Regions from separate parts of the Homo sapiens genome. Here region 1 is linked to region 2. A link is an interaction called in ENCODE POLR2A ChIA-PET data of the cell type or tissue named here. Cell type or tissue: Caco-2. All regions are shown on one strand. Links, peaks and the distances in the headings refer to the core of each region. The heading gives the core; the rest is flanking DNA. Region 1 overlaps SIPA1L1 (signal induced proliferation associated 1 like 1). Region 2 has its middle 140 kb from the start of SIPA1L1.

Region 1 (5,378 bases), core at 144-5,143, 200 kb after region 2:
CGTCTGCAATCCTGGCACCTCGGGAGGCCGAGGCGGGCAGATCACCCGAGTTCAGGAGCTGGAGACCAGTCCGGCCAACACGGCGAAACCCCGTCTCCACCAAAAAATACAAAAACCAGTCAGGCGTGGCGGCGCGTGCCTGCAATCCCAGGCACTCGGCAGGCTGAGGCAGGAGAATCAGGCAGGGAGGTTGCAGTGAGCCGAGATCGCAGCAGTACAGTCCAGCCTCGGCAACCGAGGGAGACCGTGGAAAGCAGGAGATGGAGACGAGGGAGAGGGGGAGACAGTGGAAAGAAGGAGAGGGAGAGGGAGAGCTAATCTTCTTAAATGTCTATAGGATCTCTGGTTTTTTGGTTTTGTATTTCCATTTCTGATACTAATGATTTGTGTTTTGTCTTTTTTTTTTTGATCACTCTAACTAAAAGTGTGTCGGTTTTGTTGATATGGTACTTTTAAAGACTCAGCTTTTGGCTGTGTTAATTTTTTCTGTTGTCTTTTTTTCATTTCAGTGACTTCTGTTTTCTGTTATTTTCTTCTTTCTATTTTGGGTTTAGTTTGCTCTTTTTCTTGTTTCTTAAGGTGGAACCTTAGGTAACTGTGGTAGATCTTTCTTATTTTCTTTTATTAAGCATTTAAAATAAGACATGTTTTCTATTTGTTGCCATTTGGTTCAGATGTTTTCTGATTTCCTTTTTGGTTTCATTTTTGACCTATGAGCTCTGGAGGTGTGTTGTTTCATACATTGGGGATTTTCTTAGATATCCTGTTATTGATTTCTAATTTAATTCTGTTGTGGTCAGAGAATATTTGTGGAATTTCAATCCTTTTATTGAGAGCCCACCATATGATATGATCTGTCTTGATAAATGTACCATGTGCATTTGAAAGGAATGTGTCTTTTTCAATTGCCACATTTTCTGTGAATGTTAATTAGGTTGATAGTGTTTTTCAGAACTTCTAGGTCATTCCTGATTTTTTTTTTTGTCTAATTGTTCTATCACTGAGTGATACATTGAAAATCTATGATGATTTTGTCATTGTCCTTTTTTTATTATGTCTGTTGTTGCTTCATTTATTTTGAGATGTGTGTACATTCATAATTGTATGCCTTCATGAATTGTCTCCTTTATAATTATGAAATGTTGCTTTTCATAATTATACTCTTGATGGTAATACTCTATTTAAAAGTTGATTAGAAGCTCTGTGTGTGGTGAGGCTGGCATTCCTTTGCCTCTGGATGATCTGTTTGGGCCCTGCCATTTCAATGGTAGTCCCCTTATTGATCTAGTTCTTCTCATTTTCAGCCTCACCCCTTAGTACCTCAGTTTCTTAGCCGTTCTGAAGTTCTGTATCATGAATAGATTGCTTCCTCCTGGTGACTTCCTCACACTTCGTTTTCAGCTTTCTCCAGTTTGCTAAATCAATTCCCAGTTATGTGTTGCTTTTCTATCTGTCAGAATTTTGTTGACATCTCATATGCTGTTGCCTTTTTTTCATATTTTTCTGTCATGTTCTTTGTTGTCATTTCCGGAGGGAATGGAGGTAAGTGTCATCCACTTACTTACATTACATTAAGACTTTCTTTCTTTCTTTTTTTTTTTTTCCTTTAAGAGACTGGGTCTCACTCTGTTGCCCAGGCTGGAATACAGTGGCCTGATCATTGCTCACTGCAGCTTCAAACTCCTGGGCCTGAGCAGTCTTCCCACCTCACCCTCCCAAGTAGCTATGACTACAGGTGCAGGCCACCGTGCCTGGCTAATTAATTTTTTTTTTTTTTTTAAAGAAATGTGGTCTCGCTGTGTTGCCCAGTACTGGCCTCAAGCGAGCCTCCTACCTCAGCCTTCCAAAGTGTTGGGATTATAGGCGTGAGCCACTGCACCTGGCACAGTAAGACTTTTAATTGACATACATTGTTGTTAACCTGATCTTTAAAATATAAAACACTAATTCAGTGTTATCTTCTGCCATGTAAGGAAAAAAGAGTGCGTGTGTGTGCGCGCGTGCGCGTATGGTGTCTATTTCAGTGATTTGAAAACTAATGTATTTCTTGCTGTAGATTTCATTTACATTAGAAAGTATTAGTGGTGTTTACTTTCTTTGTGCTTCGTTTGGTAGACATTGAGCAGTATTTTATACATTTTCCATTTTACAATTTTAATACCGTCTTTTTTTGTTATGGGGCTCACTATCACATAAAATGTTTTTGTAAATGATTAGCTATTTTTTGTGTTTTGATAACTTATTATTGCCATATTCTTTCAAGTGCCTTCTTTTTGAAAATAATAATAATAATATAGAATAGAGGTTTCTTTGACCTAGGATTTGAAAGTCACAGAGTTGCCATTTTAATCTAAGTCATGTAAATATACTGCTAGTTTCTTCACCCAGAAATGTAAACTTCACAGAGTTGTTAAGGGTATCTTACTTGTAAGGTAATAGAAAAGGGTTTAAAAACATACCTAATGTGTGTAAAATTGTGTATGGAATAATTAACATACTTTTGGATAGTTAGGAATTAAATTATTTGTGTTTATGTCCTTTGATAATTAAATGGTTCTTGTAGATAACTTTTAGTTGAATATCCTTTGTGGTGTAAAACTTGTCCCATGCTTTGTAAAATGACGCTCATCTCATAACTTCTTCATATCCCAGATACAGTCCTGCATGAAGGTAGACAGCTGCCCAAATATGGTACTTAAATGCTCAAGAACTTACAGGCCTCTAAATTGCTCCATGTTCAGTCTGGTATTTTGCGATGCATTCCAAAGATTCCTGTTAATTGCCTGTGTTGTTACTGAAGAAGTTATATCCTGGGATGTTATCTGCCTTTGGCCTCTGGACAAAAATTTGGTTTTATCTGGAGAACAAGACTTTAAGAGAATAGGATACAGGACTCTTAAGTTTTTTGGATAGCAGGGTAGAAGAAATCTAAAATCTATGCAATGTCAGGGTTGGTAGGCCTTGATAGAGAGCCATAGCTCTTAGCCTTGGGAAGCAGGGAAATGATTCCAAGTAGAGTAGGGATACAATATCTATTTTTCAGGCCTTTTAGATCCAGCCCTGTCTGATCTCTTAATCATCATAATACTTATGTAGTTATTGTCATGTTTGAGTATAAAATCCATGCACTTGAAGACCAAAGATCCAAGTACTAGCAGCTTAGCAACACTTATATGCTGCCCATGTAAGCCTCTTAAAGCATATTTCACAAGTGAGGAAAAGTAGAAGTTTCCCACCCTTAATGGGAAGAAATGAAGGAAAAAAGGAATATTAATAATTGACTATTACCCCCATAGTGCAATTGGCATTTGTACAAAATATAAGACATTCATTGATATGACTTATTTTATTTTATTTTTGAGATGGAGTCTGGCACTGTCGCCTGGGCTGGAGTCCAGTGGCGTGATCTTGGCTCACTGCAACCTCCGCCTCCCGGGTTCAAGTGATTCTCCTGCCTCAGCCTTCCGAGTAGCTGGGATTACAGGTGCCCACCACGGTGCCCGGCTAATTTTTTGTATTTTCAGTAGAGACGGGGTTTCACTGTGTTAGCCAGGATGGTCTCAATCTCCTGACCTCGTGATCCGCCCTCCTTGTCCTCCCAAAGTGCTGGGATTACAGGCATGAGCCACCATGCCTGGCCCCAATATGACTTATTTAATGAGTTTGGAATCCCCCTCACCCCGCCCTTCATATTCGTATATTTGAAAGAAGCTAGATTATAGAGGGAAAGATAAATTTATAATGATTTTGCTAATTTTGTGATAATGGTGATGGGTATATTAAAAATAGTTTAAAAAATGGAAAATAGAGTTATATAACTGAATGTTTGTATTTGTTGACATAAAGTATAGACAGCTTTAGCACTTGAAAAATCGGGTGGATTCTTGTTTTAGAAGCTGTTCCAGTGAATTCCCTTTCCTTATGATCTTTTTGTCCTAGAAATATTCAAAATAATCTTTATCATAAAGTAACATTATTATTGAATTGAACAGACTTACTTTGGTCCTTTGTTGGCAACTGCATTGTGGTGATTTTCTGTATTTCTGATAGACTGTGTGTGCTGGTCAGGTTGTTAATTCTTGGTGCCCTCTTCTCTGTGAATATATTTCTGGTATGATAACCTTACTATCTTTCTATGCCTAATTCCTTTTTGAATCCATGATACCCATTGTGATATTATGAAAATAACTGCATTTACAGATTTTAGAGATGGGGTAGTACTGTCTGAGTTCTGCTTTATCCTATTTTCTCTTTTTTTGTTTAAATTTTTGAGGTTCTTTTTAAAAGTCATCAGTACTGCATAGTAAATGAAGAATGTCTTTGAATTCCTTGAGTGTGCTTAAATGTGAGAATGTTTCTACTTGTAAGAGGAAGCCAATCCAAGTTAACATTTTTTTCTGCTAATTAAAGTTTAGAATTTTAATCAAGTAATACTTAGCAATAATTATGCTGTCTAGTTAGAATAGTGTTAGAGGACAGTGGTAATTTCTGGATTAGGTGCTCTTCCCCTCTGCTTTCACTAGGGAGAAAGGCGCTAAAGCTAAGAATTCTATGTAGTTTGGTGCTGATATTATTATTGCATAAGCCAAGTGTTTGGGGTGGTTCTAGACTAGCTTTTCTTTACTTGGGTGGTAGAAAACATATCCGGATGAAATAGGCTTTAGAATCTGGATAAGCAATGAATATGATATGGAAACTTTGTCCCACCTTTTGTAAATACGTAACAGAAAGATAACAAAAGCCTAAACAAATTTACATTAGAACTTGTTCAGAGAATTAAGAAGGAAGGAGAGAGATTCGTTTAGCCAGTAGCAGTCCGAAGGTGACTCCATTTTGGCAGTTGTCGGTCTCTTTAAGAACACCATCTTGTTCTTGACTTTTCTGTAGGAGTCACTAAGGACTGAGCTGTGTAGAATTGCTCTCAGAGTTTCTCCCTCGGTAAGGGTTTTTTTTTGTAATTAGGATGAATTGCTTGATAGATATTATAGCACTTTTAAAAGCACCAGTCTGTTCTTAATTAAAGGAGAGAGTATTTTTATTTGTTCAACAGCAAATATTGAGTGCCCATATGTGAAAGATCAGTTCTCTGGGGAAGACCAAGATCAGTAAGATATAGTTTCTGCTCTTAAAGAGTTGTAGCCTTGTCGAGGAAATCAGAAGTGACCATAATCATAACACAGTGATGGGTGCCCCAGAGAGGCCCAGCAGAATATTCTGGGAGTTTAAAGGATGGAGAAACACTGATTTCCCCAATGAATAGAGGGAGTGAAGGCTTCATGTGGGAGGTAGTATTTAAGCAGTGTCTTACTAGATGGGACTTGAACCTATGAAGAGTTTTTCAGATTGAGGCATGTGTTGAGGATAACAACTTCAGATTG
Region 2 (5,378 bases), core at 323-5,322:
CATATTTTGGAAGACCATCATTAGAAGGATACCTGTTACACTGCACACTTGCCAACATTGTAAACCATTGGTCTTTGATCACTGATGCTTTCATGGGTCCCAAATTCTTTTTTCCAAAATGCCATTTTAGTGAAAGCTCTTATAATTGGCTTATGCCTTTTGTTTTGTTATTCCAAGTGATACATGATACTCTCAGAAGGCTCTCTCCTCTGATTTTCCAACACCCTTTCCCTTCCTCTCGTAAACACACCCTGTTTAGGCTGCAAGTGGTGGAGTCCCTGGAAGCCCACACTTGGAAATCAGCCCAGCACATTTCTAGGGAGCAAGTTTTTCTGAGAACAGTAATTCCAGCAAGCTGAAACTTATTGAGCGTCCTCCGCCTGAGGAAGACACAGTTATCCAGTTGAGTTGGTGTCTTGGGGCCCACACACCTGGGAGGCAGGTAGGTGCCCACGGCGGGGCTGCAGGAGGCCAGGACAAGCAGTGCTGGGAGATGCTTAGTGTGATAGATGCTTACAAAGACCAGGGAACTGAAGGTCAAAGGCAGGAATATGGGCGTGAATGAAGCCACAAAGCTACTTCCCAGAACAATTAGGTTGTTGCTGAGAATGATAATAATAATGCAATAATTATGATTTACCGTTTACTATTTGCCAGGCATTTTATGTATGTTATTTTGCTTCTTTCCTACAGCAACTCCAGGGGATTTATACTATTTATGTCTCCATTTTGCAGAGATGTGAAATAATGTTCCTAATGCCACCCAGCAAGTTAGGGGCAGAGGGAAGTTTGAGCCTTGGCCGCCTGGGCCTGTCGTTCCCACTGTGCCCCTCCTGAGGCGGGAGCCCAGGCAGATGGCTGAATGAGCTGTGGTGAGTGGCAGGCACAGAAGCCACCATCAGGGTTTCTCTGTGAAAAGTGTGTGGGGCTGAGCCCTCCCACAGAATGCTTCAGGGTGGACCTGGACCATGTGGGGTTTACAAGGATCAAGTTCTGCTAATTAACATCTGTCATGTGAAGCCACAGTACCCCACGCTGGGCTGGGTGCAAAACATGGGCCTTGCCCTCTGAGGAGTTTACTCTCTAATAGGGAAGAGGAGAAAGTCCACAGACACCTAGAGGCACCAAAAGACTCTTGGAGATTTGCGAAGAAAGTGCTAAGACGAGTCGGGCGCAGTGGCTCACGCCTGTAATCCCAGCACTTTGGGAGGCTGAGGTGGGCGGATCACAAGGTCAGGAGTTTGGGACCAGCCTGACCAACATGGTGAAACCCCATCTCTACTGAACATACAAAAATTAGCCAGGCGTGGTGGTGCATGCCTGTAATCCCAGCTACTCAGGAGGCTGAGGCAGGAGAATCGCTTGAACCCAGGAGGCGGAGGTTGCAGTGAGCCGAGATTGCGACACTGTACTCCAGCATTGGTGACAGAGTCAGACTCCATCTCAAAAAAAAAAAAAAAAAAGAAAAGAAAGTGCTAAGACGGGCGTCATAGGGAGTCAGGGAGGTCCTGAAAGAAGGTGGCATTTGAGAAACTGAAGAAGAGCTGGGGTGGTTTCGACGGGCAGAAAAGGTGGTGAAGACATGCCTATCAGCTTATCTGTAGCCTGGGAAGGCTACGAGGAAAGCCAGCAACGCTTAATTGCTCCAGGACTAAGTGCTGAAGGGGCCTTTTAAAGCCTGGATCTGAGAGATCACTCTTTTGAGTCTCCAACTGGGAACAGTGACTAGTTAAACTATCAGTCAAGAAGCTGCCAGCACTTCACTTGGACTGAAAAGCAATTCCCAGTGGAGCCCTTGTGGGCCCAGGGAGATGGGCTTCACAAAATCTCTCCCACCTGTGGGTCACCAGGCTGGCTCTGTTCCCATGCAATAGGTTGTTGGGAAAATGGTCCTTGCCAGAGTGGCAGATGGCCCTTTTATCAGGACTAGTACTTCAGCTGCCAGACTGATTTCTTTTTAAGGTTTATTTTTATTAAAAGCTAAGTGAAGCAGTCTGAGGCAGCGCTGTGCAATAGAACTTTCTGTGATGGTGGAAATGTTCTAGGCTGTGTTCAGTGTGGCAGTCACTAGTCACATGGAGCTATGCAGCAGCTGAAATGTGACATATGCCACCGAGATAATGAATTTTTCATTTCACTTAATTTTAATTCATGTATGCTAGTGGCTACTGTATTGGACAGTGTAGGGCTGAGTGATCTTGGGATGAAACGAAGAATCATGCAAATTTGCCAACAAATTTGCAGAAACAGCTTCTCTAGTCACATGTGATGTTTACAGGGTCCTGGTCATACAGAGTAGGAGAATCTTACACCATGTTTCAAAAGGGGACATGCAAACATGTATTCCCCTGTCTAATTAATAGGTATGCTATTCTATAGACCCTGTATGCTAGTAATCAGATGCAGGGGTGACCAGCCAACTTGGGTGTGCAAAGTATAGAACAGAAAAGAAAAGAAATGCTTTGAGATCTGTAACTAAAAATTTCAAGATGTTGCTTTTGATAATTGTGTTGTTGTTGTTACTGTCCTAAAGACAGCTATATTTTCCCCCTTTGATCACAGACCATCGAGTTTCATCTTTCTTTTTTGTGGGGCAGGGGAATAAAAAATTCCTTTTTTTCTTTTTCTTTTTTTTTTTTTTTTTGGAATACAGGGTCTTGCTCTGTCACCCAGGCTGGACTGCGGTGGTGTGATCTTGGCTCACTGCAACCTCTGCCTTCTGGGTTCAAGAGATTCTCCTGCCTCAGCCTCTCAAGTAGCTGGGATTACAGGTGCATGCTACCACACTCGGCTAATTTTTGTATTTTTAGTAGAGATGGGGTTTTGCCTGTTGGTCACGCCGGTCTCGAACTCCTGACCTCAGGTAATCCACCCGCCTCAGCGTCCCAAAGGGCTGGGATTACAGGCATAAGCCATTGTGCCCAGCCAAGAATTCCTTTCTTAGTGGGCATAATAATAGCTAGTCTTCATTGAGTGCCTACTGTGTGCCACATGCCCTACATATGTGTATCTTTTATACTCACATAAACACCCAACAATGGGTATTACTGAGACGATTTGCATTTGAGAAAACTGAAGCCAAGAGGAGGTAAGCAATCATGAGTGCTAAAGTTCCAAATTATGTATTCTTTATGTTGAGTCCATCTTTTAGAACACAAGAAAGTAACCCCCCTGTAAGCCAGAGGTGGTAAAATCCTTAGAAGCCTGCACTCAGAAATCAGCCCAGCTTATTTCTAGGGAGCTAGTTTTTCTGAGAATTCCAGCCAGCCAATTCTGGAATCTCCGACACCTTAAATTTCCAAATACAAAAAGTAGCTTGACCTGCACTTCACATAGTAATCACAGGACTGTAAATGATCAGAGCAGGATGGGAACTTGGAGATCTTCTTGTCAAAATACTTATTTTACAGATGAGACTCTGAAGCCAGTGTTTACTATTTGCCAGGCACCACTGACCAGCACCACTGACCAGCAAGTTAGCCTCAGGGGAAGGGGATGGGGCGGGCCAGTTACTTGTAATAACTTATGTTGAATCTACCATTTGATTGAGTTCCAGAGTGTAGTCACAGTTAACTGTGCAACCCAAAGTAGTTTCAAAACCCTTGGGAAAACTCCCCCATTACCTCCAAATCTTCCTAATTCTATTCTTATTCTCTTTCCCCCTCATTCCATAAGATTTTTATTATATACGTTGACATAATTTCTTCCCTAATTCCCCCATCTGTCTAATTTGCTCCTTTTTGCCCTTTACAAAAAACCAAGAAAACCATATTGTCTGGGCAGATTCTTTCTTTGAAGAGCTGGGGGTCAGGAAAAGGCGAGAGAATGAAAACTCTGGCTGGCAAAGCTAGAGCCCTCTGGATCGCTCAGGGTGTGGGCCCAGGCTGAGAACATTCACATGAGCAATTTCCATCCCATCTCAGTACAAAACACAAATGTGACATGTGACTAGGGAAGAACAAGAAGTCAGCTATACCTTGCTGTGGTCAGCAGTTAGCGGCCAACCCAATAAGCCATTCCTTCACACCTTTTTCTTGCTAATAAAACCTTGATTTGATTTGAGTAACAGTGACAGATTCAGATGATGAAACATTACTTGTCTAAGCTAATCATGACTAGCTTGCTCCCTTTCACCAGCTACTTGATTTACCAAGCTCCGTTGCAGCTGGTGGTGGCGATGAGGTCTGGTTTGGCCCAGGACACTGGCAGACAAAATAATGGCATCCCCAGGATGTCTGCATCCTAATCTTCAGAACCTAAGACTATGTTAGTTACATAGCAAGGAGGAATTAAGGTTGTAGATGGAATTAAGTTTGCTAATCAGCCAAAAGGAAAATAGGGAGATTATCCTGGTGGGCCCAGTATAATCACAAAGGTCCTGAAATATTGAAGAGAGAGGCGGAAGAGACGGTGTCAGAGAGATGCAGCATGGGGAAGGCTCAACCAGCCATTGATGGCTTCGGAGATGGAAGGGGTCATGAGCCAAGGAATGCAGGAAGCCTCTAAAAGCTAGAAAAGGAGGCTGGGCCTGGTGGCTCACACCTTGTAATCCTAGCAGTTTGGGAGGCTGAGGCAGGCGGATCACAAGGTCAGAAGTTCAAGACCAGCCTGGCCAATATGGTGAAACCCCGTCTCTACTAAAAACAGAAAAAAATTAGCTGGGTGTGGTGGCACACACCTGTAATCCCAGCTACTCAGAAGGCTGAGGCAGGAGAATTGCTTGAACCTGGGAGGCAGAGGTTGCAGTGAGCCGAGATCGCACCATTGCACTCCAGCCCAGGCGACAGTGAGAGACTTCATCTCAAAAAAAAAAAAAAAAAAAAAAAGCTGGAAAAGGCAAGCAAATGGATTCTCCTCCCTAGAGCCTCTAGAAGGAACATCGTCAGCTGACACCTTGATATTAGCCCTGTAAAACCCGTTTGGGATGTTGACCTCCAGAACTAGAAGATAATACATTTGGATTGTTTTGAGCCAATAAGTTTGTTACAATTTGTTACAGCAGCAGTAAGAAACTAACACAGGCAAATAAGGGAAATTCTGCAGGAGGCCTCTCTAAGCCTTGCTTTTCTGTTAAAAGGAGAAAACGTGGCTGGTGCCTCCCTTTCCTTTATTCTTCCTGACTTGAAAATGGACGTGATGACAGGGGCTGTGGCAGCCCTCTTGCAACTACTAAGCCACAAGCATGAGGATGAAAAACTGTATACCAAGGATAATTGAGAGGAAAGAAAGAAAAAACCTGGGAATTTCATTACACTGTTGAGTTACTAAAATCATCCTAGAACTGTGGACTTCTAGGCTCCTTGTTATGTTAGAACAGTAAGTCCTGCGGGTTTAAGTCCTGTGAATTGGATCTTATGTTACTCGCACAGTTTATCAGG

The links. Peaks named below come from ENCODE experiments on the same cell type or tissue, not always from the same donor. Only the 100,000 strongest peaks of a DNase experiment are listed, where the experiment ranks them.
Region 1: POLR2A ChIA-PET joins it to region 2 with 13 read pairs; 3 of 35 experiments call an interaction of 5 or more read pairs at or near these places.

What each region holds. Positions count from the first base shown.
Region 1 is chr14:71,377,712-71,383,089 of GRCh38, forward strand. All of the region lies in intron 2 of SIPA1L1 (signal induced proliferation associated 1 like 1), which reads left to right. Among named protein-coding and RNA genes, the nearest start is that of SNORD56B, 18 kb to the right of the region's middle. In Caco-2, for the core only: no CTCF peak of the experiment used is centred there; a DNase peak (open chromatin) is centred at 2,730.
Region 2 is chr14:71,182,356-71,187,733 of GRCh38, forward strand. No RefSeq gene overlaps it. Among named protein-coding and RNA genes, the nearest start is that of SIPA1L1, 140 kb to the right of the region's middle. RefSeq lists an enhancer at 5,268-5,378. In Caco-2, for the core only: no CTCF peak of the experiment used is centred there; no DNase peak of the experiment used is centred there.